4 separate regions of the Homo sapiens genome follow, and regions 1, 3 and 4 are each linked to region 2. Evidence: chromatin loops called from intact Hi-C (ENCODE). Cell type or tissue: endothelial cell of umbilical vein. All regions are shown on one strand. Region 1 overlaps ATL2 (atlastin GTPase 2). Region 2 holds the start of LOC105374470 (a long non-coding RNA gene). Region 3 overlaps HNRNPLL (heterogeneous nuclear ribonucleoprotein L like). Region 4 has its middle 20 kb from the start of LINC02613.

What was found. Hi-C counts contacts between places; a loop is a spot of excess contacts. Peaks named below come from ENCODE experiments on the same cell type or tissue, not always from the same donor. Only the 100,000 strongest peaks of a DNase experiment are listed, where the experiment ranks them.
Region 1: it touches region 2 in a loop (16-fold over the local background); 2 of 110 quality-filtered maps call a loop at or near these places.
Region 3: a loop joins it to region 2, with 22 times the contacts of the local background. A loop is called at or near these places in 12 of 110 quality-filtered maps.
Region 4: a loop joins it to region 2, with 35 times the contacts of the local background. A loop is called at or near these places in 12 of 110 quality-filtered maps.

The regions. Positions count from the first base shown.
Region 1 is chr2:38,311,083-38,319,082 of GRCh38, forward strand. It overlaps ATL2 (atlastin GTPase 2), which reads right to left. Exons shown (of 13, transcript NM_001135673.4): 3 at 7,803-7,937; 4 at 7,453-7,557; 5 at 4,202-4,252; 6 at 3,526-3,582; 7 at 2,069-2,161. Among named protein-coding and RNA genes, the nearest start is that of ATL2, 62 kb to the right of the region's middle. In endothelial cell of umbilical vein, a CTCF peak has its summit at 4,820 (motif pointing right); a DNase peak (open chromatin) is centred at 4,849.
Region 2 is chr2:38,830,368-38,838,367 of GRCh38, forward strand. It overlaps DHX57 (DExH-box helicase 57), which reads right to left. Exons shown (of 24, transcript NM_198963.3): 13 at 7,464-7,580. LOC105374470 (a long non-coding RNA gene) reads left to right here and starts at 6,003. Exons shown (of 3, transcript XR_001739419.2): 1 at 6,003-6,040. In endothelial cell of umbilical vein, a CTCF peak has its summit at 4,851 (motif pointing left); no DNase peak of the experiment used is centred here.
Region 3 is chr2:38,577,116-38,585,115 of GRCh38, forward strand. It overlaps HNRNPLL (heterogeneous nuclear ribonucleoprotein L like), which reads right to left. Exons shown (of 13, transcript NM_138394.4): 4 at 6,726-6,811; 5 at 4,957-5,053; 6 at 4,798-4,870; 7 at 346-417. Among named protein-coding and RNA genes, the nearest start is that of HNRNPLL, 22 kb to the right of the region's middle. In endothelial cell of umbilical vein, a CTCF peak has its summit at 4,603 (motif pointing right); a DNase peak (open chromatin) is centred at 4,636.
Region 4 is chr2:38,532,051-38,540,050 of GRCh38, forward strand. No RefSeq gene overlaps it. Among named protein-coding and RNA genes, the nearest start is that of LINC02613, 20 kb to the left of the region's middle. RefSeq lists enhancers at 1,542-1,671, 3,913-4,523 and a silencer at 4,107-4,166. In endothelial cell of umbilical vein, a CTCF peak has its summit at 4,210 (motif pointing right); a DNase peak (open chromatin) is centred at 4,171; H3K4me3 peaks cover 654 bases.

The sequences.
Region 1 (8,000 bases), 520 kb before region 2:
CTTTAAAGTACTTACAACAGCAACAAAACAGAACAAAACAAAAAAAAAAGTATAAATTTGCCTACAAATAAAAAGTTTAGCCCCTGAACAAAGTAAAAGCTAAGATAAAAAAAATTACAGTGCAGTACAAAGACCTTAGAAATGTGTTAGAATTTCAGGTCCCTCTCTACATGATTATTTATGATTTATGCTAGTTACCAGAATTTTGAGAAGGGAAACTGCCATGTATTAGGGGGAAAAAAATCTTAAACTTAGAAACATTTTAGATAATTACTCATTTATCCCAATATAACTCACACAGTCTCCTAAACACTCTTCTGGAAAACAATTTTAACAAAATATGCGCTATTTATAATTAAAACCTGGAAACTACCTAAATCTCCCATCAACAGCAGAATGGAAAAACTGTTGTCTATTCATTCAATAGATACTATACAGCAATGAGAATAAATAAATTAAACTATATGCAACATGGATTAACCTCAGAAACATAATATTGGGTAAAAAAAGCTAGACTCAAATACATTCTGTATGTGATTCCATCCACATAAAGTACAAAAACAAAGCCTGTGAGAAGTCAGGATACTGGTAGAGGGTTTTGGGGGAAGGTTGCTGTATGGAGGTGAGTGCTTCTAGGTGCTGGCTAAATGGCTATGTTCATTTTTTATAAATTCATCAAGCTACACACTTATGATTTGAGCAATTTTCTGAATATATGTATAACATTTCAATAAAAAGTTTAAAAACTTTCTTGTCTTTGAGTTACATAATTCTGAGTTTAGTTAGTATGTCTATTGTGCTTTGTGTTAATTTCTTCTGAACAAACCAGAAACAGAAAATGCTGATGACTGAAATTATTTCCAAAAGTGGGGTCTGGAAATGCCTTTCAAATAATCTAAGAATGTTGAATTGGTTTTAATCTCATTTTAAAACTAAAAGAAAATTATATCATACCCCAAGTCTTTAATGCAGTTGAGAAACCAAATGCATCATTCCCATAGACAAATAAAATCTTATCAATGAAAGACAGCACCCTCCTAATGAATAAAGGGGTCTTTATGTATCCTTTGTGTGTGTGAGTAGATGGGTAGCCTGTAAGTATCTGACCTGCAGGTTTCCCAAATTGATATGGTTTGGCTCTATGTCCCCACCCAAATCTCATCTCAAATTGTAATGCCCATGTGTCGGGGGAGGGGCCTGGTTGGAGGTGATTCATGGGAGCAGAAATCCCCCTTGCTGTTCTTTTAACAGTGAGTGAGTTATCACGAGATCTGGTTGTTAAAAAGTATGTGGCACTTCCCCCTTCACTCTCTCTCTCCTGCCATCTTGTGAAGAAGGTGCTTGCTGGCTGGGTGCGGTGGCTCACGCCTGTAATCCCAGCACTTTGGGAGGCCGAGGTAGGCCGATCACAAGGTCAGGAGTTCAAGACCAGCCTGGCCAACATGGTGAAACCCCGTCTCTGCTAAAAAATACAAAAAATATGCCAGGCGTGGTGGCGGGCGCCTGTAATCCCAGCTACGGGAGGCTGAGGCAGGAGAATCGCTTGAACCCGGGAAGCGGAGGTTGCAGTGAGCCAAGATCGTGCCATTGCACTCCAGCCCAGGCAATAGTGTGAGACTGTCTTAAAAAAAAAAAAAAAAAAAGAAGGTGCTTGCTTTTCCCTTCACCATCCGCCATGATTGTAAGTTTCCTGAGGCCTCCCAGTCATGCTTCCTGTTAAGCCTGTGGAACTGTGAGTCAATTAAACCTCTTTTCTTCATAAATTACCCAGTCTCAAGTAGTTCTTTATGCTGTGTGAGAACAGACTAATACACAAGTACTTCCATGGGGGGCTACCTTTAGGAATAAAGGATCATGATCCTTAATTTTGATTCAAGGACACTGTCTTCTTTGGTAGGAATGCAACCACTTTACTTTTCATCAATTACAAACAGAGTCACTTGGGCTAACCTGGAATACTTTATTCCAACGACACGTAAATACTGGTAATGTGACCAGCAGTCCGGACAGCCCACCCGTTTGCCTAGCTTGGTGCTTATGTTCTCCTCTTTAAGCATTAGGGTCTTACCTGTAATCTCTTTTCAAGAAATTGCTTTCCACCTTCCAAACCATATGAATGTTCATAAGGATAGCTCCAATCTCGAATCAAAAACATTAATGTCTATACACAGAAAAAATAAAAATTGTTTATTTTACAATAAAGAAAATTTACGAAAAAATCACAACTCTTAACAATTGAAGCCTCTCTTACTCTCCTAAACAATCCTTATCAAAAGTTATAGTAACTAAATGGTCAGTACTGGTCATGGTTATATCAAGGACCCACTTAAACAACATTCTCAGGCCCTATACCAAGCAATCGCTGCCACTGAAGAACTTCACTAAATATAAAGAAAGAGTCACCACAAGCAGTAATACAGGACTTTAAAAATGAAAAATGGGTGTATCAGGACACACGGATCATAATTTTAAATCATGGTTGTGTAACTACAAGACCAACTAATTCTAGATGGCTATCTAGACTGATTATAGATCTGGGGTCAATAAGGACATTTTCACTCACAGAGGATGTTTTTACTCATATAGGGTTAGATTTCTCAAATGCTGACATTTTGGGTCAGCACTGCTGACATTTTGGGTCAGTTAATTCTTAGTTGTGTGTGGCTGTCCTGTGTATTGTAGAACGTTGAACCATATTTCTGGCCTCTATATGCTAGATACCAAGAGGCACTAAGCTCTCCCACAAAACTGTGACAACCAAAAATGTCTCCAGACATTAGCAAATGTCCCCTTGGGTGGCAAAATGATCCCAGTTCAGAAAAAACTGATATAGGCCAAATAGGGTATATTTCACCTATATATCCAAAAACGAAGGCATCATCTGCTCAACTACTTAATAAAAGTGACCATACTAGCCAGACAAGAGTGAGGCAGAATCAATGTAAACCCATTAAGATTAACAATCAGTAGCAATGCTGTCATACCGGAAAGGCTTCACACACTTAGGAGCAAACATGGTAGAGTCATGCTCTCCTACTGTAACTGCAGCTCACCAAACAGTATTAATGGCAACTTACAAATTACACTTGCTTCAAAAAATAAACTATCTGGAACTTTTCTATATGAAACCAAAATAAAGAGTAACAGAACTAATTTCAACTTGTAGTAAACCACAAAAAAGAAACCTGTAACATTCTGTAGTTACCACGTATAAAAAAAAAATGGCATGACTGTCATATATTTCCTATTGTCTTAAGTTTAGAATAACATCTGTTAAGAGAAACATTACTCCCCTTAATCTAAGTGAAAGCATTAAGAATTAGCCTAGATTCATTTATTCTATTTATCCTGTTCGCCTACTGATAAGTATGCTGATGATACTACCAAAGGTTAGTTTCGATTGCACTGAATCTGTTGCTAGCAATGAGTCTATTGTAATATCCTGGTGTCTCCAAAATTACAAACTGAGGTGGCTTCACAACTTCTCATAGGCTAATCTTTAAAATGTTAGAATAACTTTTTTACCTGAAATGGTTTCTGGTAGATTTCTTCCATCGCAAGTCTTCCATACTCTGTAAATAACTATTAAATAGAGTTAGTTAAAATAATGCCTCTAAAGAGATTGAAAGAAGACATGTGTAAACCTGTTCCACACCAAAGCTCCAGGTACCAGAACCTTTAAAATCATTTCAAAGCCAAACATTTAATTTTCTAACACACTAGGTATGTACAAAATTTCTTCCAGTTAAGAAGTCATACACCAGTTTAAACCCATATAACATTCAATCGTGTTACCAGTATTATAGGCTTCCAAGTGTAAATTCATAATAAAGTGAGAATTAAATTTCAATAGTTGGCACATTTTCTTTAAGAAATATGTGCTCGCAGACGGGCGCAGCGGCTCACGCCGGGTAATCCCAGCACTTTGGGAGGCCGAGGCGGGCGGATCACCCAAGGTTAGAAGTTCAAGACCAGCCTGACCAACATGGTGAAACTTCATCTCCACTAAAAATACAAAATTAGCCAGGCATGGTGGCACATGCCTGTAATGCCAGCTACTTGGGAGGCTGAGGCAGGAGAATCCCTTGAACTTGGGAGGGGGAGGTTGCAGTGAACCAAGATTGTGCCACCGTACTCTAGTCTGGGGAACAAGAGCGAAACTCCATCTCAAAAAATAAAAATTAAAAAAAGAAATACGTACTTGCAAATGTTGAAGATCATCTTCTTGAATATTCTGAGACAGATTATATACCTGTTGAAACAAAATTTATTTTGTTTTTTATTAGTGTTTTGTTCTGAATACCCAGCTTCTGTATAACTTTACTTGTGGAAAAAAGGTTATTTTGTATCTCAGCGCAAAGGAATCATTTAACTACTATCTTGACAACTGACATGTGAAAAGGATTTTCTCTTTTTTCCTAACAATAGTCAAGATAGAATATTAAGGAAGAAGCAGTGGTGGTAAAATATGCAAAAAGCATGAATATATGTATACTCATGGCCTAAAAGTGGTAGAAGAACAAGTGTGGTATCTAGTAGGTTTCTTGTACTCCTTCTCTAAGCTCTTTAATGTTAAGATACGATCATTTTTTAAAGAGTGTAGGTTATTTCCACCATCATTTTTCTAAATTAGTGAATATAAGGGGCAACAGTTTACAAAGATAAATTCTTCCCTGGTACAATCAGAGTATACAGTTACTCAGGGGTACCTCCACTACTACTGACTCTAGTGTGGTTCTCTTTTTACTCACACTCCTCAGTTTACTTACTCATCAGTTTTCACTTACACTCAACATGACAATTTTACTGGCCTGTGGAAGCTAATAAAAGTAACAGTAGGTGGCACTCTTGCCCTTTCCAGAATTTTTTGGAGGAGACTAGAGTTGATAAAGGAGGGTCTAAGTATCCTCAGGAAACGGGGATTTTCATCCATTAATTCTAAGACAGATCTTTAGACAGTAATCTACACTGCCACAGGAGAAAAGTGGCCATCAACAAATATCACCTCTGCTAAGAAATAACTTACATCTTAGGAACCAGGGTGACTCCGAAGAGAGAACAATCTGTTCTAGGAGCAAATAAGTGATACTCTGGCTAAACCACTTGGAGGTCAAGAATATAGTCAATTTAGGCCAGCAAACCTAAAATGATATTCTTAGCTACTAATTCCAAACAAGGATTTAAAAAGTAATTGATGACTGAGGTGATTAAACTTTAGATTTTAACATAAACCCTGACACCATGACCAACCTATGTGGGCCTCTGCTTTTAGAAAATAGGTCTGGATCCTTTCATTGTCAGGGCCAGGTTGCAAACAGCAAACAGAGAAAGAGATTTATTTAACTTAGATCATTAGTACTTAGCATACTGTCTTGTATGTAACAGGTGCTCAGTATGTATTTGTTGAAGGAATAAATGACAAGAAGATCAAATTATCATTTATCTATCAGCCAGATATCTTACATAAGGAAAGAAAACTACCCCCCCCACCCAAAGGCAAGGAAGAAAATAATCATAATCTTAATCTTCTTGGTTATTTATACTTTACAAAGCACTTTCATATGCATTATCTCATTTAGCTCTCATTTCTGACTGCACACAACAACCACATCCAAGATAGGCAAGATGAGTAAAACTCATTTTACAGACAACAAAGTGGCTGCACAGCTTTAAGTGGCTGTCTAAAACCAGGTCTCTTACTATCAAAAAGTTGAATAAATAAACAAAAAAAGACTAAGGGATAAGTTTTAGGACAGAGAACTCGAGAACTCCCTCTAGAGCCAGCTAACCTGAGGGGCTTCTGCTTGCTTCAAGGGAATCACAGCTGTGCCATCTTGCAAGATCAGAGAAAAAAAGAGACTTAGAGGGTCCCCACCAGCGTCACTTAGTGGGTAATGACAAATATCCCAACCCTATAATAAACTGAAGCCAAGCTGAAGAGTATTCTTCTTTTAGCTCAGGTTAACAGCCAACCTTCTTTCCACTCTGATGGCTAGGTACTTCAAACTGAGGAAGGAGGAAAATGGGAGCTTAGAGAGACGAGTCATATGTTCCAGACATTACTGGAAAGCATAAAAAAATCCAAGACACTGTGACAGCATCACCTATGATCTACCATTGATAAGAACAATTTCTTATCTTGGGAGGATCACATACCCATTTTAAAAAAATATTTGCAAATATACTTCTTGATACACCATCACCAGCTGGGCCTAACCGCCATACTTCAATAATTCATTTTTCAGAGATGTATCAGCCACAGATGATCTCAGAAAAGAAAAAGTAAAGAAACACCAAATGACATGTGGTAGTTTAATTCAGTCCAATCCATCTAAATTATACAGAAAAGAAATGGCCTAGCCTGAAGAAACTAGAACCGGATAGAACACCAAACACAATTTGAATATAAGTGAAAAAGAGAAGGGATTTTATCCCTTCCTAAATGAAGGTGCTAAAAATCCTCAGTTTATTATTACATAAGCCTTGTCTGGGTTTCCTAAATTAAACATTAAGTAATTACTCTGCTTTTATCTCCTTTAGTTCAAATAACTGAGTACCACTTGTCATAGATACAGAATAAAAAACTAGACTTCTAAGCTTAATTACCTGGGTTTTTTGTTTGTTTTAGCCAAAAAAACAAAAATATACTCTCCATATTACTGTGTCTGGTAGCCATCTATCTGATTTCAATTACAGATAACATGTGATATCTTTTCCTTTAAAAAAAAAAGTATGTATTCCATAATGAAAAACTAAAGAGACTGGTTGTTGGTTTATTGCATCCTTTGTAACTATCCAAAGTACAAAATTTCACATCATAAGCCAGAAAACCATGCATGGAAATGTAAATAACCAATAAGAAATGTAAATAGCTCTCAAGAAATGTAAATAGCTTCCTTTTTTTTCCCTTCAATCAAAAGGCATTTTGCCAGCACAAGGTGGCATATGCTGACAGTCCCAGCTACTCAGGAGGCTGAGGCAGGAGGATCACTTCAGCCCAAAAGCTAGAGTGTGCATGATCACACCCATGAATAGCCACTGCACTCCAACCTGGGCAACATAGTGAGAATCCATCTCAAAAAAAATTAAAAAGGCATTTTCAAGAGGGGCAAATGCCAGGCTCAGTGGCTCACGCCTGTAATCCCAGCACTTGGGGAGGCCGAGGTGGGCGGGTCACCTGAGGTCAGGAGTTCGAGACCAGCCTGCCCAACGTGGTGAAACCCGTCTCTACTAAAAATACAAAAAAATTAGCTGGGCATGGTGGCGGGGGCCTGTAATCTCAGCTACTCGGGTTAGGAGAATGAACCCAGGAGGCAGAGGTTGCAGTGAGCCGAGATCACGCCACTGTACTCCAGCCTGGGCAACAAGAGTGAAACTCTGTCTCAAAAAAGAAAAAAAAAAGGGGCCAAATGATTACGTGAACTGATCGCACCACTTAATCTTGTGTCTCACCTGGACAGAGCTAGTCATAGTGCTCAGAGCAAACACCGTTGCACAGTCTTTGATAGTTGACTGGCTATCAAAGGCACCCTGGGTATCCATAAGCAGCACAGCAACCTAGGAATTTGAGAGTTTAAAATATTTAGTAAAACAGTTGCCAAAAATGACTATAAAAAAAATCAAATGATAAATTTGAAAAGCAGTAATTAAATCAAGAAAAGTACTTATATCTCATACATTTGACATAATAATCCGTATGTTAAAGTTATCAAACATTAATAGTTCTGTGTTGTTTTGATTTTTAATACTGGAAAATAGCCCAAGAAAGAATACAGGGTAGAAAAGTATAAACAGAATTTTACTTTAGTTCCATTAGGTCTGTCAATCACAAATACTTCATTCCAAACTTGTATGCCTGTTGTTTCTCTTTCACAGCCACCTCGCCATGTAAAGCCTGTCAATGGTTCATTGTTTCCACCAATCCAACTTTGAGAATCCTGTTAAAGTCAAGGATAAATGTAAAATACAACACAATTAAGAAATAAAAGAAACCAAAAAAT
Region 2 (8,000 bases):
CTGTAATCCCAGCACTTTAGGAGGCTGAGGTGGGTGGATCACCTGAGGTCAAGAGTTCAAGACTAGCCTGACCAACATGGTGAAACCCCATCTCTACTAAAAATACAAAAATTAGCCTGGCATGGTGGTGCATGCCTGTAATCCCAGCTACTTGGGAGGCTGGAGGCACGAGAATCACTTGAACCCAGGAAGTGGAGGTTGCAGTGAGCCGAGACCATGCCATTGCACTTCACCCTGGGCCACAGAGTGAGACTCCGTCTCAATAAAAAAAAAAAAAAGAAGGCTACTAGTACCCCTACTAGTGACTCAGTAACTTCAGACTCAGGTCACAGAGTTAGTAAGCATGGAGCTTGGACACAAACCTAGGGTTTCTGGCATCAGATCCATGTTCTTTCCATTACATACCCCATGATCCTCTGCTAAAATGCCACAAAATTTTATTGAGGTCAGGTGTGGTGGTTCATGCCTGTAATTACAGCACTTTGAGAGGCTGAAGTGGGAAGACTGCTTGAGCCTAGGAGTTTGAAACCAGTCTGGGCAACACAAGGGAGACACCATCTCTACAAAAAATTAAAAATTTAGTAGGGCTCGAGAGGCTGAGGGAGGTTGTAGGATTGCTTAAGCCAGGAAGTTGGGGCTGCAGTGACCCGTGATCATGCCACTGCACTCTAGCCTGAGTGACAAAGTGAAACTCTGTCTCAAAAAGAAAAATTAAAAAAATTATTTATTAAAAGATAAGCAAAAAGAAAAATACAAAGGAAAAAAAAAGCCACAACATTAAACAACGATGAAACATACTATTATATATGGATTGAAAAAATTTTTGTCTATATTTTTATGTGCCTCATCTGTCTGGGATATCTTTAATGTTCACAGATATGTCACATATGTCACTGACTTCCTAGTCACTATATCAACTCTGCTTTAAATTTAGGTAATTTTCTTTCTTTATTTCTTTTTTTTTTTTTTTTGAGACGAAGTCTCGCTCTTGTCCCCCAGGCTGCCAGGCTGGAGTGCAATGGAGGGATTTTGGCTTGCTGCAACCTCTGCCTCCTGGGTTCAAGCGATTCTCCTGCCTCAGCCTCCCGACTAGCTGGGATTACAAAATTTAGGTAATTTTCTAACATTTCTTCTTCATTTCTGATTTTTTTGCTATGCTTGATTTTTTTCAGTAATAGTCTTCTCCTTTGGAATGAAATGACATAGGCTGGGCATGGTGGCTCACGCCTGTAATCCCAGCACTTTGGGAGGCCAAAGCGGGCGGATCACCTGAGGTCAGGAGTTCCAGACCAGCCTGGTCAACATAGTGAAACCCTGTCTCTACTAAAAAAACAAAAAAATTAGCCGGGCATGGTGGCGTGCACCTGTAATCCCAGCTACTCGGGAGGCTGAGGCAGGAGAATCACTTGAACCCGGGAGGCGGAGGTTGCAGTGAGCTGAGATCACACCATCGCACTCCAGAGTGAGACTTCATCTCAAAAAAAAAAAAAAAATTACAAAAATTAGCTGGGGGACATGGTGGTGCACACCTGTAGTCCCAGTTACTCAGGAGGCTGAGATAGGAGAATTGCTTCAACCTGGGAGGCAGAGGTTGCAGTGAGCTGAGATCCCACCACTGCACTCCAGCCTGGGCGACAGAGCAAGACTGTCACACACACACGAAAAAGAAACAAGATATACAGTCCAGTGAAGTGATACTGTATTAGCCAACACTCACTACTTGCCAAGTAAAAATAAGGCATTTAAATAATTTTATATGGCTCACAAGTCTCTTTAGACAACCACACAGCGGGCCGGGTGCAGTGGCTCACGCCTGTAGTCCCAGCACTATGGGAGGCCAACACGGGCAGATCATCTGAGTCAGGAATTCAATACCAGCTTGGCCAACACTGTGAAACCCCGTCTCTACTAAAAATACAAAAATTAGCTGGGTGTGGTGGCACATGCCTGTAGTCCCAGCTACACGGGAGGCTGAGGCAGGACAATTGCTTGAACCCAGGAGGCGGAAGTTGCAGAGCCGAGATTGCGCCACTGCACCTCCATTGCCTGGGTGACAGAGACTCTGTCTCAAAAAAAAGAAAAGAAAACCACATAATGATTAAAGTGTAAGCAGAAGAGAGCAGCCATTCTCATTTCTCTTAAGTTCTTTATGATCACATAGATTAATATATATATATATATATATTTTTTTTTTTAGAGACAGAGTCTTGCTCTGTTACCCAGGTTGGAGTGAAGTGGCGCAATCTTGGTTCACTGCAATCTCCACATCCTGGGTTCAAGCAACTCTCCTGCCTCAGCCTCCCAAGTAGCTGGGATTACAGGTGCCCATCACCATGTCTGGCTAATTTTTAGTAGAGATGGGGTTTTGCCATGTTGGCTAGGCTGGTCTCGAACTCCTGACTTTAGGTGATCCACCCACCTCGGCCTCCCAAAGTGCTGGCATTTCAGGCATGAGCTACCATGCCCAACCAACATAAAGTAATTTTTTGATCTATTATTCCATTTAATCATTACATTCATTTATTCATGCAACAAATATTTACTCGGTACCTAAATGCTGTAGGCACTGTTCTAGGGTCTGAGAAATACAGTGGTGAACAAGAAATGTCTATTCTTTTTTTTTTTTTTTTTTTTTCTGAGACGGAGTTTTGCTGTTGTTGCTTGGTGGTGAGCCACTGTGCCTGGCCGAAATCTCTACTCTTAAGGAGCTTATATCCTACTGAAGTATGCAAAACTCCAATTTCAGACAGTGTTAAGTGCTACAATGAAAATGAATTCTTTTATTTTTTTTTGAGGTGGAGTCTTGCTCTTGTAGCCCAGGCTGGAGTGCGGTGGCGCGATCTTGGCTCACTGCAACCTCCGCCTCCTGGGTTCAAGAGATTCTCCTGCCTCAGCCTCCTGTGTAGCTGGGATTACAGGTACCCGCCACCATGCCCAGCTAATTTTTGTATTTTTAGTAGAGATGGTGTTTCTCCATGTTGGCCAGGCTGGTCTCGAACTCCTGACCTCAGGTGATCCGCCTGCCTCGGCCTCCCAAAGTGCTGGGACTACAGGTGTGAGCCACAGCACCCGGCCTATTTTTAGATATTAGGATAGAGTAAGGGGATTGGGGCAAGACAACAGATAGGGTGGTCTGTAGAGGTAAATTGAGGAGAAACCTGAAGAAAATAAAGGATTTAGTTAAGAGAAGATTTGGAGTATTCATTCTAGGGATAAGGGACTGCAAGTGAGGTTAAGAAGGCTACCGGGATGGGAAGACAGTGAGTAAAGTAGTGATTGCTCTGTGTTTAGTACAGTAGTAGTAATAGTGTTTAACTATAATAAGTGTTCAGTTGATCCTTGAACAACATAGGTTTGCACTGCATGGGTCTACTCATTGGCAATTTTCTTTCAATGAATATATTGGAAAATTTTTGGAGATTTGTGACAATTTGAAAAAAACTAGCACACAAACTGCATAGCCTAGAAATATGAAAAAAAATTAAGAAAGAGATATGTCATGAATGCATAAGACATATATAGATACTAGCCTATTTTATTATTTATATCATAAAATACACACAAACCTATTATAAAAGGTTAAAATAATCAAAACTCACACACACATACTTATGGACCATACCTGGCGCCATTTGCATCTAGAGAAATGTGAACAAATGTAAAAATGCAGTATTAAATCAGGCCGGGCATGGTGGCTCATGCCTGTAATCCCAGCACTTTGGGAGGCTGAGGTGGGTAGATCACCTGAGGTTGGGAGTTCGAGACCAGCCTGACCAACACGGTGAAACTCCATCTCTACTAAAAAAATACAAAATTAGCCGGGTGTGGTGGCGCATGCCTGTAATCCCAGCTACTTGGGAGGCTGAGGCAGGAGAATTGCTTGAACCTGGGAAGCGGAGGTTGCGGTGAGCCGAGATCACACCATTGCACTCCAGCCTGGTCAACAAGAGCAAAACTCCATCTCAAAAAAAAAAAAAAAAAAAAGTGGTATTAAATCAAAACTGCATACAATGAACTATATAATACAGTATACTACTGTAATAACTTTATTTAAAAAATGATTTTGTAGCCACCTCCTGTTGCTACTGCAGTGAGCTCAAGTGTTGTGAGAATCGACTTAAAAAAATGTATTGTGACACTAATCATCTCCAAGTAAGTCATTTGTTTTGTCAGAATATTGTATATTATAGTAAAAAGTGATCTCTGTGGTTCTTGTGCATTTTTCATTGTGTTTAGTGGAATACAGTAAACCTTGAATAACATCATGGCTATACGAAGTGCCACTAGTGATGCTGTAAGTACTCCCGAGAAGCAGAGAAAAGTCATGACATCACAAGCAAAAGGTGAATTGCTCAATATGTTCCGCAGATGGAGGTCTATAACCGTGGTTGCCTGCCATTTCCAGATAAATGAATCCAGAGTAAGGGCCATTGTGAAAGAAGAAAAAGAGATTTGTGAAGCTGTCACTGCAGCTATGCCAGCAGGTGTGAAAATCTTACGCTTTTTGAGAAATACCTTTTTATCTCATTGAAAATGCAGTTTTTATGTGGGAGCAAGATTGCTATAAGGCATACCTGTATGAGTCAAGAAAAAGCAAAGCAACTTAAAGCAAACGGAAGGGAAGGATCTAAAGCTGGGAAATTTAATGCCAGCAAAGGATAGTTTGACAATTTTAGAAAGAGGTTTGGCTTTTAAAATATCAAGATAACAGAAGCAGCAGCTTCTGCTGACCAAGAGGCAGCAGATAATGAGTTCCCAGATGCCATTAAGAAAATCATTGAGGAGAAATGTATCTGCCTGAAAAGGTTCCAAATAACTGATGAAAGCGCCCTCTTCTGGAAAAAAAATGCCACAAAGGACATTTATTAGTAAGGAAGAGAAGTGAGTACCAGGATTTAAGGCAGGAAGGGATAGGCTAAATCTACTCTTTTGTGCAAATGTAGTTGGGTTCATGATCAGCACTGCCCTGTCTATAAAGTTAACCCCTGGCCTTGAACAGAAAGAAGAAACACCAGCTGCCAGTGTTCTGGTTGTACAAGAAAGGCTGGCCAATGGGAACCCCTTTTCTGGACTGGTTCCATCAATGCTTTGTCCCTGGAATCAGGAAGCACCTTGCCAAAGTTCTTTTCATACTGGACAGTGCCACTGGCCACCCAGAACCCCATGAGTTCAACACCAAAGACACTGAAGTGATCTACTTTTCCCTAAATATGTCTCTAATTTAGCCTCTATATGCGGAGTTCATGAGGACCTTTAAGGCTCATTATACAGGTACTCTATGGAAAGGACTGTCAATGCTACGAAAGAGAATTCTGATAGAGAGAACATCATGAAAGTCTGGAAGGATTACTTCATTGAAGATGCCACGGTTGTTATTGAAAAAGTGCGAAAGCCATCAAGCCTAAAACGATAAACTGATGCTGGACAAAGCTGTGTCCAGATGTGCATGACCTCACAGGATTTATAAGACAAGTGAGAAAATCATAAAAGAGACTATGGATATGGAATAAAGGTGGGGAGATGGTGGCAGTGGTGAATGATTTCAAGATATGGATCTTGGAGAAATTCAAGAGCTAGCCAACACCACACCAGGGGAATTAACAGAAGATGACTTGATGGAGATGAGTGCTTCTGAACCAGTGCCAGACAATGAGGAAGAAGATGTAAAAGAAGCAGCAGTGCCAGCAAACACATTGACATTAGACAGTCTGGCAGAAAGACTCAAGACTGCTTTTAACTTCTATTATGACGTGGACCATTCTATGATAGAGCACTGAAACCAAAGCAAACAGGGGAAGGATTGGTACTATATAGAAACATTTTTAGAGAAATGAAAGAGCAAAGTCAGACAGAAATTACAATATGTTTCCTTAATGTTGCAATGAGCGTGCCTGCCTCTTCTGCCTCCCCTTCCACTTCTTCCACCTCTGCCACCCGAGACAGCAAGAGGAATCCCTCCTCTTCCTCCTCCTCAGCCTACTGAATGTGAAGGCAACAAAGATGAAGACCTTTATGATAATCTGCTTCCACTTAATGAATAGTAAATATATTTTCTCTTCCTTATGACTTTTTAAATAACATTTTCTTTTCTTTAGTTTACTTTACTGTAAGAATACAGTATGTACACCAGGTGCAGTGGCTCACGCCTGTAATCCCAGCACTTTGGGAGGCCAAGGTGGGTGGATCATGTGAGGTCAGGAGTTCAAGACCAGACTGGCCAACATGGCAAAACCCTGTCTCTACTAAAAATACAAAAATTAGCCAGGCGTGGAGGTGCACACCTGTAGTCCCAGCTACTTGGGAAGCTGAGGCCAGAGGACTGCTTGAACCCAGGAGGAAGAGGTTACAGTGAGCTGACATCATGCCACTGCACACTCCAGCCTGGGCAAGAGAGTGAGACCCTGTCTCAAAAAAAAAAAAAAAAAAAAAAGAAACAAAAGAGAATACAGTATGTAATACATATGACATACAAAATGTGGTGTGTGGTTTTTTTCTGTTTTTTTGAGACAGGGTCTTGCTCTGTTGCCTAAGCTGGAGTGCAGTGGTGCGATCATGGCTCATGGCAGCTTCCACCTCTCAGGCTAAGGCAATCCTCCCACTCCAACCCCTTGCTGGGACTACAGGCATGTGCCACCACGCCTGACTAATTTTTGCACTTTTTTGTAGAGATGGGGTTTCACTATGTTTTCCAGGCTGATCTCAAACTCCTGGACTCAAATGATTCACCTTCCTTGGCCTCTCAAAGTGCTGGGATTACAAGTGTGAGCCATTGCACCTGGCATGTATTATTATAATTATAATGTCATCAGTATTAGGGGTAGTATCTACTGAGCCTTAACTATACTGTGCTAAGTGTCTTACATATGGTTTCTTTTAATCCCCAAAATAGTTTTACATAACAGGATTTATTACTGTCTTCATTTTACAACAAGGAAATTGAAGCATAGAAAAGATAGGACTAGGCCGGGCACGGTGGCTCACGCCAATAATCCCAGCACTTTGGGAGGCCGAGGCAGGCGGATCACCTGAGATCAGGAGTTCGAGACCAGCCTGGCCAACAGGGAGAAAACCTGTCTCTACTAAAAAATACAAAATTAGCCAGGTGTGGTGGCACATGCTTGTAATCCCAGCTACTCAGGAGGCTGAGGCAGGAGAATCGCTTGAACCCGGGAGGCGGAGATTGCAGTAAGCTAAGGTCACGCCATTGCACTCCAGCCTGGGCAACAAGAGCAAAACCCCGTCTCAAAAAAAAAAAAAGATAAAGACTTTATTCAAGGTTTCAAGATTCCTGAATAGCAGAGCTGGGAAGTTTATCAGACTGCAAAGCCTGTATTCTTAACCCCACTGCCTTGTAGCCTGTGTGCAGAGTCTGCATGTAATTCAAGCACTCATGAATAGACTCCCATTTAGCCAAGGACTAAGTGTTTCAATTGTCATTCAAGCCTTAATAAAGAAGCAGTTACCTGGAGGGTAGGAGTGCTTTCCATCCACAATCCACTCTAATAAGGCCTCTATTAATTCAAGATTCACCTTTTCAAAATCCATGATGGACATTGTTTTGATGACTGACTTGCTAACCCCTGAAAGAAAGAAAGGTAAAAATGAGAAGGATATTTATACCTTGTTGATGTATTTTATTGTATATTTATACCATATACAATATGCCTGTGAATTAGGTGAGTGTTGGTTTAATAGCACAGATATTAACATTTAATGTACTGAAATGAACTTTTTTCTTTTCTTTATTTAGAGACAGGGTCTTGCTCTGTCACCCAGGCTGGAATGCAGTGGTGTGATCACAGCTCACTGCAGCCTCGACCTCCCAGGCTCAAGTGATCCTCCGATCTCAGCCTCCTGAGAGGCTGGGACTGCAGGCATGCACCACCATACCTGGTTAATTTAATTTTATTTTTTGTAGACATGGGGTCTTGCTGTGTTGCCCAGGCTGGTCTCGAACTCCCAGGCTAAGGCAGTCCTCCTGCCTCAGCCTCCCAAAGTGC
Region 3 (8,000 bases), 250 kb before region 2:
ATTGCTGGAATGAAAGAAAATACACTTACTGAACAATAATTCTTCTTTCTGGTCCTCTTACAAGCCAGAACCCATTAAAAATCAAAACCAAACCAAAATATAATGGCAAAAAAGTATTCAATCCCCAACTAGTAGCTCTCACTTATCTCAAGGATTTTTTTTAAATCATTATCCTAAGAAAACAAATTTTGGACAACTCCTGGGAGTACATTACAAGGGACTGATCCCATATAAACCGAGGCAGATACGCAGGAAAAATAGACAAGAAATGTGCCATACTTCATCAGAAATGCAGCAAGTCAAACAGTTCATCTATACTACCTTCTTTCTACCTTGACAACTTACCATAGCCATCATGTCTAAACGAAGAAGGGTGTTCTCCCAAAATGGCTTGTCTCTGGCGACCCTTTCCTCTATCTGACACAAAAGTAGAAACATGGTTTTAACAATTTTGACCCAAGTACTTAATGGAGTTCTCAGATGGGAAACACCCATTCAAAACATCCAATACAACAATTCATAAAAGAAATACGATTCCTGGTTAACTTTAAACATCCATTCATATCCAATTTAAACACAACACCAAGAGTGTAAAAAATTAATTCCATCTAACAAATTCCACTTAACTTGAATATATCTTTTTGGCAAATGCCAAATACAATCACACTTTCAAATTTAAGGAAGAATGGATACTTTTCAGAAAGTGAATGTACACAATGCTAGAAGTTTGACACTGTACAGAAGTTTTTACCAATACATGTCTTTAAAACAAGCTTTAAGTGCAGTACTTTTGAAAGACAGTACCTGAATCATACTATTAGCTTCAACAGCAACACATTTTCAAAGTGGGCTTCTTTCAAGAAGTTTCAGCATAAGCCAACAACAACCTGTATTACATGGTTTCACAATCAGTAAACACAGAGTATTTTATAAGTATATGCACATATTTACAAACACCTGACTTGAGAGCTGAAAATGTTCACATCACTGACTCATATTATATCATGAATAGGTCATTGTCTATTGACCATAACACCAGGTAGGACTATGAGCAACCCCAAACTTTAAAGATGCCAAGATAAAGCTAACCAAGGGGGCTACATTATTGGATGAGAATACTACAATACTCTAAAGGATAATTTTTATTCTAGCTACGTTTTCAGAAAAGGCATGCCAATTTTCCCAAATCTAATTAGAGACATCAACAAAAAAATTATTTATAAGTTTCTAAAATAGCACCTCCTATGTTAGTAAATTTTAAAAATCATTATACAATACTTTTAGAAAGTTTGCTGATGAAATTACAGTGCCCAATAAGATTTTTAAAAATATGTATCTCAAGACTCTGGTCATTCTAATCCTTGAAAATTCAGAGAGCCTTTACCTATATCCTTAGTCACCTAAACAAATGAGGTTTATGGGAGATGAGAAATACTTTAATTTTCACTTCAGTCTAGAGAAGTAGAGTTTTAATCACCTATTCCAAGTTATTGTGGCATTGAAAGGGACTGAGGCCATCTAGTTTAACTTTTACTCAATGTAAAAATTCTCTTTACATCATCTCTGTAAGTTGGGACCATTTAGCTTCTGCTTACCCAAAACCAATAATAAGATTTCCAGATAGCCCTAAATTGTGAGAAAATGAATTTTTATATTGTATAGAAATTGATCCTCTACCCATATTCTACCCCATTTAGGGCCTTACAGACTTAGTCGTTGGCCAAAACCTCTTCTAAATGCTCAAGAAGTTATTATGACTGTCCCCCCGACCCCATTTCCCCAAAGTCATTTCTTCTTCAATCCTAACATTCACAGTTCCTTCTACCACATGGCTTCTAACGTCTCTCATCACGCAAGTCTCACTCCTTTTGAGCCAATCTAGCCTACTAATCCATTCTGTTAATGTTCCTCTGCTTAAGCATACGCCATCAAACACTAAATACAAATCCTTATCTGACCTAGGAATCTTAAAACCACAACAACCATAATGTCTTCATGACTCAGTTTTATTGATACAGTTAACAGTGTGCTATAAAGGAAAGAGAACTGGGTTGGGAATCAGACGATTCCAACTTAAACCACTAATTTGCTGTATAGTCACAGAAACAATTTTCATTCATAAATGAAGGAGTTAGAGTAGATTATCTTCCAAGCTATCTTTCAGCCAAACATTCTCATTAATAATTCACTTCTAAATGACGAGTTAATGGGTGCAGCACACCAGCATGGCACATGTATACATATGTAACTAACCTGCACATTGTGCACATGTACCCTAAAACTTAAAGTATAATAATAATAAAATAAAATAAAATAATTAAAAAATTAATAATAATTCACTTCATTTGAAGTATTCACTGCGTAACAGGTCACGTAAAACAGAAGTGAGCAGAAAGTTGAACCCTAAATATATCAGTTTCTAAACAGTGGTAAGCTTTCCTAGAGTCAAATGATCTGATGGAAGCTGTGAACATTCTCCCCAAAAAGATGCACCTATCTACTACAGGTTCTAAGATTTCTGGAGGGGTTCCCTGGCGTCCTGGTTAGGGATTCTTTACACTAAAATGTAATTCAAGCTGAAAAGGGCTTTGAAAAAAGTGAGGGTATGTTTTTAAAAAAGTTTTTATTTTTTTTGGTTAAAAAAAAAAATGTTATGAAGGTCTTTATTTGGGGATAGCAACCTAACAGTTTCAATAGCTATCAATTTGAGTGCAAGCTAAGAGCTCTACAGAAACAAAAACATAAACTGTTATGGTCTCGCAAGACAAATATCTGTAAGGAATTAGAAAACAAAAAATTTTCCTTCAAAGCATAAACTAAAAACGTTTTACGTGCTTTAATTATATTTCACTATTCACATATATACCTTATACATTTCTAAACTTATCTGACTAGAATTATATGAAGAACTAACCTCAGCTGGCTTTGTGTAAACATCAGACCCTTTAAAAGAATAGATGTAAACACTATTAAAATAAGCTTATCTACACCTGTTTAAAGAGCCCCTGAGAAAAATGTAACCACAACTATTTCAAATGAGATTTTTTTAAAAAAACAAAACCGAGTGGTCAATAACTGTAAATTGACAGAAGTGAGACATTTCTCATCAACCACTTGTCCGGTTGTTTCAGTGCTAAGGATGTGCTTTCTAATACTGACATCAACTGTACCAACCCAAGGCCAGGCAGATTTCCATAAGTAGTGAAAAACATGGGGTCTAGCCAAAGCTGCATTACAAAACAAACCTATTTGCAATTTCATGCATAAGGCAAGATGATTTCCTGGGAATTGAGAGTTAAAGGAGCCAATCATCTAAAAGTCCTAAATATGCAAACATGCAAAAGATCAATCATCACATTGTCTTTTTCTTTTTGCTAGAGTACATGCACTATAGAGTACCCACTCCCCAAGGTATTTTGTATGCCATAAAATTTTTTTCTAGTTACTGACTTTTACAGACATACTCATCTTGAGCTTTTCCACCCTGTAGTTCAAACACTGATATTGTAGTTAAGATGTAGCCAATACTGCAGCCCCCTTGTTTTTACAAGATCCACATTTTAATTTGTATATTCCAGAATTGCCACACAGTTAGTTGAACAATTTTATCAGTCAAATTTATCCTCACGAAATCTAGCACTTATAGGTGAAGATGCATCCCAAATGAAATGCTCTTATTTTCAGATTTATCAAGTTTAAAGATATTCTATCTTGAACAGACATGTTACTTTCACCTACATTTGAAATGTCAAAATTTCTAGTTACACAAATTGACAGTGATAACCTTAAATTGTTACAAAAAGTGACAACTTATAAACAGCCACTTTACAAAAATCAAACCACACAGAAGAACGTCTTTCACATATAATGCACCTTTTCATTATGTTAGAATTTCTGTTCAGTGACCACAATTGAGAAAAAAACAAAAAATTTAAAAAGTAAACAATGCAGCAAGTGTGCACCTTTCTAATCCTTTTATTTTTCTATCTGTGTGGATTGGTTGAGCATTATCAATTCCCAAGACCTGTTAATAAACTGGTCCTGGTTATTTGCCAATTAACAATTTGAATCTAAGCTGCACACAGTCACAGTAATGGGCATTAAGATTTACAACATTGCAGATGAAGTCTAGTTTCCGTTAGTGGAAAGTCTTAAATTCTACAACTGAAACCTTAAGGGAAATCAGACCAATATATACATACAACTTGTATAAATGGGCACAGTCTATCATGGTGTTCATCCCATGCAATTCTGAAGTACTGTTAAGTGTCCTCCTTTAAAAACTTGGGGTGATGGTGCATGCAGTATGCAGTCAAGGTGAATTGCGAGTCTGAGTTTTTCAGAGGGCTTTTTGCTGATGCCGATGTTGTGCATGATGAAGTGTAGAGTCAGCCTGCTGGAGTCCTCTATCCTTCTTAATGCCTCGTCCAGCTTGGGGGAAAGTCCTTTCCATAGAGAAGCAGTGTGCAAGTTTGCAGTTTGTAAGGAATATTCTGAATCAGTTTCCTCTCCTCCAAAGAGAGAGAGCTGCTTGGAGAAATGCAAGTCCTTGAACTGCGGGCGTGCCTGAATGTGTGGGCTCCTTGTTGAACTAAATATAAATAGCTCAGTACATACCAGTAGGGGGCACTAATGTTCAAGGTTATTTTCCAGCATTACATGGCCTTTTGCAACAAAAGCATTCATCAACAAGGTTTTCATTTGAATTAACTAGCTCATCTCAGGAAAAAAGAATCTAACTGCATATAAAAATTTGTCAGCAGATCAAGTACATTCTAAAATGTATAAAATACCTACCTCGTCTTCCCAAATATGGTTTAGTGTAGTCCCAACTGTCATTGTCATTCCTAATAACATTTAGACGAGTTGGCTGTTAAGATTGAAAATAATGTAAGTTCAAACTGCATATCCAAAGCATAAATATTTCTTGGGTAGGGTGTTGAAAAAAATATTTACCCGTGCATATTCAATTTTTAGTGTGCAACATCCAGCATATATATCAGCTCCATTGAGTGCTGCTTTAGCTTTCTGGGCACAAAGGACTGATTCAAACATAAGCTCTATTAAGGAAATTCGGTTTAAGGTATCTGATACTTAATCATTATTCACTCCCAAAGGACAGGATTGAAAATAATCAGAAGTAGCTCTTTTACTTCTGGAAATGTTTTACCAATTTCAGGATGAATTTTAAGAGAATTTTTTGTTTTGTTTTGTTTTTGAGACGGAGTCTTGCTCTATCACCAGGAGTGCAGTGGCGCGACCTGGGCTCAATGCAACCTCCACCTCCCGGGTTCAAGCAATTCTCCTGCCTCAGCCTCCCAAGTAGCTGGGACTACAGGTGTGTGCCACCGCACCCGGCTAATTTTTAATTTTTTTAGTAGATACGGGGTTTCACCATGTTGACCAGGATTGTCTCGATCTCTTGACTTCGTGATCCGCCCGCCTCGGCCTCCCAAAGTGCTGGGATCACAGACGTGAGTCACTGCGCCTGGCCAGGAGAATTTATTTTTAAGATCAAGGGTGGCTGGGCACAGTTGCTCACGCCTGTAATCCCAGCACTTTGGGAGGCTGAACCAGGTGAACAGCCTGAGCTCAGGAGTTCGAGACCAGCCTGGCCAACATGGTGAAGCCCCATCTCTACTAAAAATACAAAAATTAGCTGGGTGTGGTGGCAGGTGCCTGTCATCCCAGCTACTTGGGAGGCTGAGACACGGGAATCACTTGACCACCCTGGGCAACAAAAAGCAAAACTCCATCTTAAAAAAAAAAAAAAAATCAAGGGTACCAAAGAAAACATAATACAACCGAACTATCTACCTTAATTCTTTTAGGTCATCATTAGTACTTTATAAATCGGAAAGCAGAGGAGATAATGGAGCATGGTCCCATTCCCTAGCAAAGGACAACTTGCAACCTTGAAACAGAAAAGATTTTACTCTTTAAGAAGAACATTACAAAGAGCCAAAGTAATACAAAACAAATACATGATTTTTACATATTTCTGAGAAGGCATAGTTTTATAATACTCTATCTAAAATTTTATCAGTTTTTAAAAAAATTACTTAAGTCCATAATCTTAAAAAAATAAAATCACAAAGGTATATAAGGTAAAAAAACAAAGATAAAACATAAGTCCCTTGCCAGAAGTAAGCACTATTAAAGCGTTTGCTGTATATCCCTACCTTCTTCTATGCATACACATGCACACGTAGGTTGGGGTTTTCTCTTTATTATTATTATTTAAGATGGGTCCAGCTTGGGGGAAAGTGTATTATCTATACTATTTTGTAACTTGCTCTTCTTACTCAATGTGTGACAAATTTAACATAAAGAAGTTTTTACATAAACCATTACCATTTTAAAGGTTCAATAAAAAAAGGTAAGATTTTACTGACTCTAAAGTTTTGGTACTTCCAAACTACTTTAAGAGGGAGTCAGAAAAGTTCACTTAGGATAAATTCCAAAATAGTACAAGTGTACATATCTTCAAATAGTGTTATTTAACAGCTTAAAAAGGAAGCACTAGATTGCTTTCTGGTAGCAAGTTATTCTTATCATAAATAGTAAAATTCCCTATGAGTACTGCAGTTTCATTTTTTAAAGCTAAGTCACGTAGATTTTTGTGAGAGGACAAAGTAAACACCACTTGTCTAGAAATGCTTAAGCCAGAAAAAATAAGATCCGTATGAATTACACATCAATAAAAATTTACAAATAAAGGATATTCAACCATTGCTTGTATCCCATTTCTCTTGAATATAACAATACGTTGCACTTTGCCAACAGGGTTGCATACAGTATATAAAACATCCTATGAAGGAAAAGAAAAAGATTTCTTCACACTTTACATCTGAAAAAACATTAAAGCTATACTTCGTTTTGTTTTACCTAAAAACTATCAACTGTCAAGATGTCATTTCTATTGATTAATAAAATTAATTCTTAAAATTATTACTTTTTTCTTGAGACAGGGTCTCACACTGTTGCCTAGGCTAGAGTGCAGTGGCACGATCACAGTTCCCTACAGCCCTGACTTCCCAGGCTGAAACGATCTCCCGCCTCAGCCTCCCGAGTAGCTGAGACTTCAAGGCATGCACCACCACACAAGGTTAATTTTTTCGTTTTTTGTAGAGACAGAGTCTCACTATGTTGTCCAGGCTGTCTCAAACTCCTGAGCTCAAGGGATCCTACTACCTCAGTCTCCTAAAGAACTAAGATTATAGGTATGAGCCACCATGCTGGCCTAAAATTATTATACTTTAATAAATCTTAAGGTATTTCTTCACCTACACAATACACCCACATTAAAGAAGTTCCAATGGAACATTTGGAAAGCACTGTCACCTATTTTATGTCCTAAATGAATCCTCAATTTTTATTTTCTTAACAGGTGACTAAAATAACTTCTGATGATATAAAATTAATAAACCAAAACTATAATCAATGAATATTTTTTCCAAATGTGACACTGAAATGTTTAATATTATAATCACTTGTGTTATAGTAATAAATATGTATTAAGAGATAATATTAGAACAACTCTGGTACTCATTTTTCAAGGGACAATGGCCATAAAGAAAAGACCCAAGGAAGACCATACAGTTACATGTCACTAAACAAGACGCCTGAGTCATCTAAGAATCTAAATACCTACTTAGGAGTAATTATTCAACTATCAAGAAATTTCTTGAGCATCTATAATTTACACAGCTGCATTGTTACACACCAGAGATATAACAAAAAACAGAGTACCTACACTAGATTAGTTACATGTTTTCCCAACACCGAATATTATAAATATATTACTATATATTAATAAGTCTATATTTAAAATACAAAATGTCTAATTAAATCTAAAGAATATCTTATGCTTTAAGTTTATGTCCCAATATCATATGCCCAGACTACATATGATACCAACTGAAGTTTCCCTTACTGTGATGTTCCTCTATTCATTACAAAAATTAAGTGTCTGTGTTACTAGCTTATTATGAAACAGC
Region 4 (8,000 bases), 300 kb before region 2:
GACCAGCTTGGCCAACATGGTGAAACCTCATCTCTACTAAAAATACAAAAATTAGCTGGGCATGGTGGCAGGTGCCTGTAGTCCCAGCTACTCAGAAGGCTAAGGCAGGAAAATCACTTGAACTTGGGAGGCAGAGGTTGCAGTGAGCTGAGATCATGCCACTGTATCCCAGCCTGGGTGACAGAGCAAGACTCCATCTAAAAAAAAAAAAAAAAAAATTCTAAATAGTTGATTGAATAATCTCAACTACTTGGGGATAAAACATGATTTTTCTCCTAATGTAATTGCCCCCAACTAATCCAGACTGACCATCCTTTTTTTTTTTCTCAAATAGAGGGTTTCTTAATCACATCTTTGCCACCTTCCATAGCTTTCTAGCCACCTTTGATTATTTCCGATTTAAGACTCAGTCCTTTGCATCCTGAAGCTTCAAGTCTCATCAACTCCCTGTCTACCCATGCAGACTGGGTCTGTCTGTGACTCTAGCTTAGGCTTGATCTCTTTACCCATCATCTTCTCCCCTCTGTAGAGCCAGCCCTCCAGTGTGTGCTGGTGCAGGAAGAGAGAGAGGCAAAGGGCAAGTGTCTCCTCTCAGCACAGCAAGTTTGCATGGATCCATCCTGCACGCCCTCAGGAGCTGAGAACTCAAGGCAGCAGTTCTGGGCCCTCTCTGCCAGGCAGTATATCCCTTCCCCACTATCTCCCTCCCATCCTCTTCTCCACAGCCCTAGGGCAGATTGACAAGCCCGAAGGCCAAGCAAACAACCATCTGGGAGCACAACTCTCCTTACAAACACCTCTAGTTTTCCTTATGATTCTCTTAGGTCCCCACCCCATTCCTTGGCTTCAAGAAAGAGAGTGAATAACCCCTCTCCCCAAGACCAGTCCACCTCACCCTCTCCTTTGTCAACCCTCAGAGCTTGAATGGGGAATCATGGAACCAGTTCGGACTCCCCCTATAAGGCAAGGGGAGCTTGGCAGGCTCCAGCTTTTGGGGGCTTACTGGTGTCTCTCGGAATGGAGAGACCTTTCGTTCTCACCTTTAGACCCTCTTTCAAGCTAGTGGTGTCAGAGGAGGGAGAGATCACTTTCAACTTTCAGCGACAGGGAATCAGAGAAAACCTTTTTGGAGAGGGAACATTTGAACTGGGCCTCAAAGGCTAGGTCAGATTTGGCAAAGTGAAGATGAATGGTCAGGTGAGAGAGAGGGAAGGCAGAGGCGAAGGCTCAGACACAAGGAGTTTCGTGGCACGCAGGCGTACCAGTTAGCTACGACAGACATGCGTGCAGGAGAGTGGAGAAAGGAAGTGAAAGCATGCCCAGTGTTTCACGTTGCCTTTGGCTTGGTCTGAGCTGTCTGTCCCGTGATGCTTTGAGGAGGGTGTAGGCAGCTGTGCAGCCATTCTCAGGACCTGTATTTGCATTTGCACAGGCCAGTGAAGCTGAGAGTACTGAAGTTCACTGATGCTGGCCAGGAGCTGTTTGGAATGACTGCCAATCTTGAAAGTAGAGTCCGTGTATCTCAAGACATAAAATTAGCAAAATTCTTCTGCAGCCAATCCCATTTTCTTGCAGTCTTCATGCAGAAGCACCAGCTTCTCTGAGCATTTGAATCACTCCACACAGCTCCTTCTATCCTGAATGACACTGCCCAAAATACACTGAAGGCCTGTCCAGCACCCTGAAAATTCCACGGCTACACAACATGAGGAAGCCGAGTCAGGGGAACAGGGGGCTTCAGGTTAGCTGTGGCCACTCACGTGCTCTGTGATTTTGGACAAGTCAGTCTCTGAACCTCAAATTCATCAGAAATGCAGGGGTGATACTAGCTGCCCTAGCATAGGATTAAATGAGGGAGGTAATGTGCATGAATACGTTGAAAAGTGTCAGCCGGGCGTGGTGACTCATGCCTGTAATCCCAGCACTTTAGAAGGCTGAGGCCAGTGGATCGCTTAAGACCAAGAATTAGAGACCAGCCTGGCCAACATGGTGAAACCCCATCTCTACTAAAAGCACAAAAATTAACCAGGCATGGTGCTGCGTGCCTGTAGTCCCAGCTACTTGGGAGGTCGAGGCTTGAGGATTGTTTGAGCCCAGGAGGTGGAGGTTGTAGTGAGCCAAGATCACAACACTGCACTCCTGCACTCCTGGGTGACAGAGTGAGACTCTGTCTCAACAACAACAGCAACAACAATAAAGTAGTGACATTGATGTGTATCTTACATGATGAATGCAGTTTCCACTCCTCTCAAGACCCCAGAGTATAGTGCATAGGGAAGCAGAAAGCATTTGTGTTCCCAGGGGGGAGGCTGGCTGTGCAGGGAGGACATGATCAATAACACTGCCAGCTTAAAATAAGCATCAGTGTCACCAAAACGCTGCTTCCAAACCAACCCCTGATGTTCTAGGTCCACCATTCCTCTGTCCCACCTCCCTGCTTTACCTCTTTTTTTTTCTTTTGTTTTTTTTAGACGAAGTCTCACTCTGTCACCTAGGCTGGAGTGCAGTGGTGTGATATTGGCTCACTGCAACCTCCGCCTCCCGAATTCAAGCAATTCTCCTGCCTCAGCCTCCCGAGTAGCTGGGATTACAGACGCCTGCCACCATGCCCGGCTAGTTTTTGTATTTTTAGTAGAGACAGGGTTTCACCAGGTTGACCAGGCTGGTCTTGAACTGCTGGTCTCAACTGATCCGCCCACCTCGGCTTCCCAAAGTGCTGGGATTACAGGCATGAGCCACTGTGCCCGGCCTTTCCTCTGATTTCTATGGCACCTATCACCATGGTATGCAGGTACTCACATCAAATCTGTTTTTAAGTTCAAAACAGAGCCATATGTGGGAAGACGCATTTCTCTTCTGAAGCCTTATCTCTGAAGCTGAGCTTGGAGTGAAGTGACAGGCGGAACCGACTCCTTGGAGGATGGAATCTTGAGGTTTTATGTGGGAGCAGAAGAGAAGCAAGCACCAAATATCTATCAAATGCCCACAGAGGGAAACACTGTAGTAGCTGCCTAGAGATTCAGTCCTGCTCAAGTTTCCCTGCTCAGATCTCAGGCGCAATTTTGAGAAATGTTCTTCTTCCTCAGTGGATGACCTCACCCTTTATGGGGAGGCGTGCCCATACGCACAATAACACAGTACTCATAAAGTCCAAGAGAGGCCGGTCCAGGCCTTGGCCAGGGAAGCATCCATGGACTTGGGCGTTCGTTGCAGAATGTTCAGACAGGTCTGGATGAGGGGTGAGGCCCTGCCTTGGAGGGGCTGCCCTCCCTCTGTGGCACGGAAGCCCTGCTGCCTGTGACAGGAGGCGACTGCACCTCACCCGCGGCCTGTATGCTGCAGGACCCAGCGAAGAGCTTCCTTAGCTTGCAGCTGTGCAGACACTAGGAAAGGGAGCACCTACCAGGGAGATTTGCCTTCTTGGTCCGGTAGCAAATGCAGTCCCGCCGGCCCACCTGGTACAGGTAGGACGTTCCGCAGGCCTTCCAGATCTCCTTGGCAGGTTTATGGGCGAGAGAAAGCGGTTCCCAGCCTCCTGCCCTGATGCGGCTGCACCTTCTGGACCACCGTGAACACTCTGCCCCCTGCCAGGCCCCCAAAATACTCTTCTGTCTCTACAGTTGTGCCACCTTTCCCCAGCACCAGGGAGCAGCTCGGCAGGACCAGGCTCTGGGGGTCAGCACATGCGTTCTTCACAAGCGTAAGAGGGCTGTCGTGAGGGAAAAAAAAATGGCATTATATGACGTCATTCCAGCTTTCATACCCTTTCTGGAAATAAGTGATGATATAAAGAAATAGACATAGATTATGTACACACATACATGAAGGGTAAGTACTTGGAAATGTTAAAGAGTTCGTTTTAAAAGTCCTTAGGCAGCACCCCTTTCTCAAGTTAATTCCCACTTGATCAAAGGTGGAGCTGCGGGCTCCGAGGAGGCGCGGTCAGGGTGGCAGGCCTGGGCTGCGCGGACCGCGAGCGAGCCTCCTGGGTCTCCCTCCTTAGCGGAGAAGATCCTCCAGGCTAAGGTCCAAGGCCCATCTCCCTTGGGGTTGTGGCCGCCCACCTCCTCCCCGCCACCCTGGGCTTTGGCTTTGTCCTCAACCACGCCCCGGGAGTGCGCGGAGCGGTCGCAGTTCTGTTAGCCAGGGTTGCGTTCCCACCGCGAAGGCCCGGGCGCGCGCTGCTGTGGATCGAGTCTGGGGCTCCGGCCACCAGGTGGCGCCACACGGCTACCTGCGCGCCGCTCTGAGGCGGTCGGATCGCCGCGGTGCAAAGGACCCAAGACCGGGGGTAACCGGTCACCCGAGCCGACCCACCGCCCGCACTGCCGAGGCTCAGGCGCCCCAGTTCGGTGCCAAGAGGCACGCCCCGGGGCCAACCTGGACAGGTAGCTTCAGCAAAATTGCCGGACAGTTAAAAAAAAAAAAGTTTCCACCCCACCCCCCACTCCCAAATCAATTCAAAAATAAAAATTAAACTGTGGGCTGGGCGCGTCTGAAACCCCGTCTCTACAAAAAATACAAAAATTAGCCGGGCTTGGTGGCGTGCACCTGTAATCCCAGCTACTCAAGAGGCCGAGGCAGGAGAATCGCTTGAACCTGGGAGCGGAGGTTGCAGTGAGCCGAGATCACACCGCTCCACTCCGGCCTGGGCAACAGAGCAAGACTCCGTCTCAAAAAAAAAAAAAAAAAAAAAAAAAGTTAAACTGTGGTGGGGAAAGTTGTTGGCGACAATACAGACCCGCATGGATACAGGCAGCGGGGAGCATGAGTTCTGGAGCCAAAATTGCTGAGTTCAAATCCTGTTTAATGACCTTGGGTGCGTTATTTAACCCCGTATATAACCCCATTACCTCATCTGCACATGCAAATAATTTACTTAGAACTCACGTCATGAATTGTTGACAGGAATTAAATGAGTTGATACACCATATATATTTATACGTGTGTGTTTTACATATTTAATGTAAGTGCATATAAATGTATGTATGCATATAATCATATGCATGTATAATATACAAAATTATGTACATATATAACATATATGCCTAGTACATAGTAAGCACCAGTGTTAGCTATATTTTATGCATTTATATATTTATTCGTTATGCAAGTTCTATGAATTATTAATTTTTAAAAACATTTTCACTCAAAAGAAAGACACTATTGGGGTTTAACCTTTTTTTTTTTTTTTAATTTATTTTTGAGATGGAGTATCTCTCTTTCCCCCGGGCTGGAGGACAGTGGCATGATCTCGGCTCACTGCAAACTCCGTGTTCTGGTTTCAAGCAATTCTCCTGCCTCAGCCTTCCAACTAGCTGGGATTACAGGCGCCCGCCACCATGCCCAGCTAATTTCTGTATTTTTAGTAGAGATGGGGTTTCACCGCGTTGGCCAGGCCGGTCTTGAACTCCTGACCTTGTGATCCACCCGCCTAGGCCACTCAAAGTGCTGGGATTACAGGTGTGAGCCACAGCACCCGGCCTTTTTTTTTTGAGATGGAGTTTCACTCTTGTTGCCGAGGCTGCAGTCTCCCGGGTTCAAGCGATTCTCCTGCCTCAGCCTCCCGAGTGGCTGGGATTACAGGTGCCTGCCACCATGCCCAGCTAATTTTTTGTATTTTTAGTAGAGACAGGGTTTCACTATGTTGGCCAGGCTGGTCTTGAACTCCAGACCTCAGATGATCCACCTGCCTCAGCCTGCCAAAGTGCTGGGATTACAGGCGTTAGCCACCGCTCCCGGCCTGTTAACTTTTTATATGGAAATTTTCAAACATTTACAAAAGTTGAGAAAACAGTATAATAAACCCACATGGGCACATCACGCAGTTTCAATAATTAACACATTGTCAATTCCGTTTTATCTATACCCCAGGACCCCTCTTCCACTCAGCTAGGCTATGTTAAAGCAAATCTGAGATTACCTATAATTTCATTTGTAAATACTTGACGATTATGAAGTATTTTTTAAAGCTCAATGTTTGATACTTCCTTCATGCACAATGTTATATTCTTCAGTCCATAGATTTCCCATGACACTGGAAATCTTTTCCAAACCAGCATTTGACACAGAAGTTGGAACTGTATATTGAATCAGTTATGAAAAATTTGGAGCAGTGATTTATTTGCCTGAAAAGCATTTCCCCTTCTGAAGAAATATGTTCTCCCTGAGGAAGGGAACATTACGCTCAGCCACTGGTTCTCTTCTAGTGAGAATCTACGGGGTGTTCTTTTATCTGCAGTGACACATCCCAGGTTGAATGATCACTCCAGGGAAGGAGATTCTTGTAATTAGTCAGATTCCTGCACTCAGAGGAGGATCTATCCATTTTAAGAAGGAAATCACTTCTCCAGACACTTGAAGGCTCTAGGATATATGGCCAATACTGCAGGTGAACCACTGTCTACTCAAAGTGTCTTTACACCAGTGCCAAGTCCCATGCATACTAAAAATTTAAGCACATTTATTTCCTCAAGGAATGTTGTTAACATGTTAAATTATTTACTTAAGATACTAATACACACACATCCCTGCCTAATAATACATTAAGAGGCCTTTGAGACAGGAGAAAGACAGAAACCAGGGAAATAGTTGTTCTTATTCAACTGTATGATTTTTGGGGGGGTTTTGAGACAGAGTCTCACTCTATTGCCCAGGCTGGAGTGCAGTGGCACGATCTCAGCTCACTGCAACCTCCACCCCCCGGGTTCAAGCGATTCTCCTGCCTCAGCCTCCTGAGTAGCTGGGACTACAGGTGCACGCTACCATGCCCAGCTAATTTTTGTATTTTTAGTAGAGGCGGGGTTTCACCATTTTGGCCAGGATGGTCTCGATCTCTTGACCTCATGATCCACCCGCCTCGACCTCCCAAAGTGCTGGGATTACAGGTGTGAGCCACCGCACCTGGCCTTCCATGTTTTTACTGTTGCCTTCCCCCTTCTTGATGTTGCTGGTGTTAAGGTTTCCACATTTGATGTACCCCATCTCCATACCTCCCCATGGTCCTGTGTAAACCCCAAGTCTTCTAAAAAAGCCCCGTCTTTCCCTTCACTGAATTTCTGCCTCTACCACACAATTAGCACTAATGTACGTGGACATGCCCCCTAGAGGCTGAGCTTGCGTGAAGGGACCCAGGCACTTCTGGAGAGATGGGACCAGCCTAGAGGAGCTGACATGCATGAGGAGCCCAAGCAGCTCCAATTTTGTAACCACCCATTAAAGTGTGACAGGTGAGGGGGATGAAAGGCATTGCCCCTTCCTGAAGAACTAGGACACTGAGGGGACTTTGGGAGTCTAGGGAACATGATGCCATTTTGTACTCTGGCAGAGCCCCAAGCACAAACCGCACCCCCTTCAGGGGGGTTACGTGCCTGAGTGTCATGGGAGGCCACTCCCTCCCAGGGCTTCTCCAGCAGCAGGTGAGCCAAGGAGGAAAAACAGGGTGGGCGAAAAGGCCTTGAAATCACTGGATGAGTTTTACAGGGAACCTGAGCATACCGCAGAGGAGACATAGGTTATAACCATAATGTGATCCAGCATACAACCACAGACTGGGGAGGCTGAGAAAACAAAGGTTATGCTTTTTTTATTTTACAAAAGCACTCTTAAAAATTACAATACACAAGCCAGATATGGTGGCTCATGCCTGTAGTCCGAACTACTAGGGAGGCTGAGGCAGGAGGATTGCTTGAGCCCAGGAGTTCAAGGCTGCAGTGAGCCAAAATCGCACCACTGCACTCCAGCCTGGGCAAAAAAAAAAAAAAAAAAATTATAATACACACTCATAACAATTTAAATAAACTTAATTATAGAAAGCTAATATATTATATATAATAAAAATATATAAAAATATATCTCATATATAATATTGACACATATTTTATAATATATTATCATATATAATATATATATAATGTATATATTTTTTCTCCTCCCCTGTCCAATTATACTCTCTTAAAGTAACCAGTATTAGCATGCTGGTGTATATATCATTCCATATT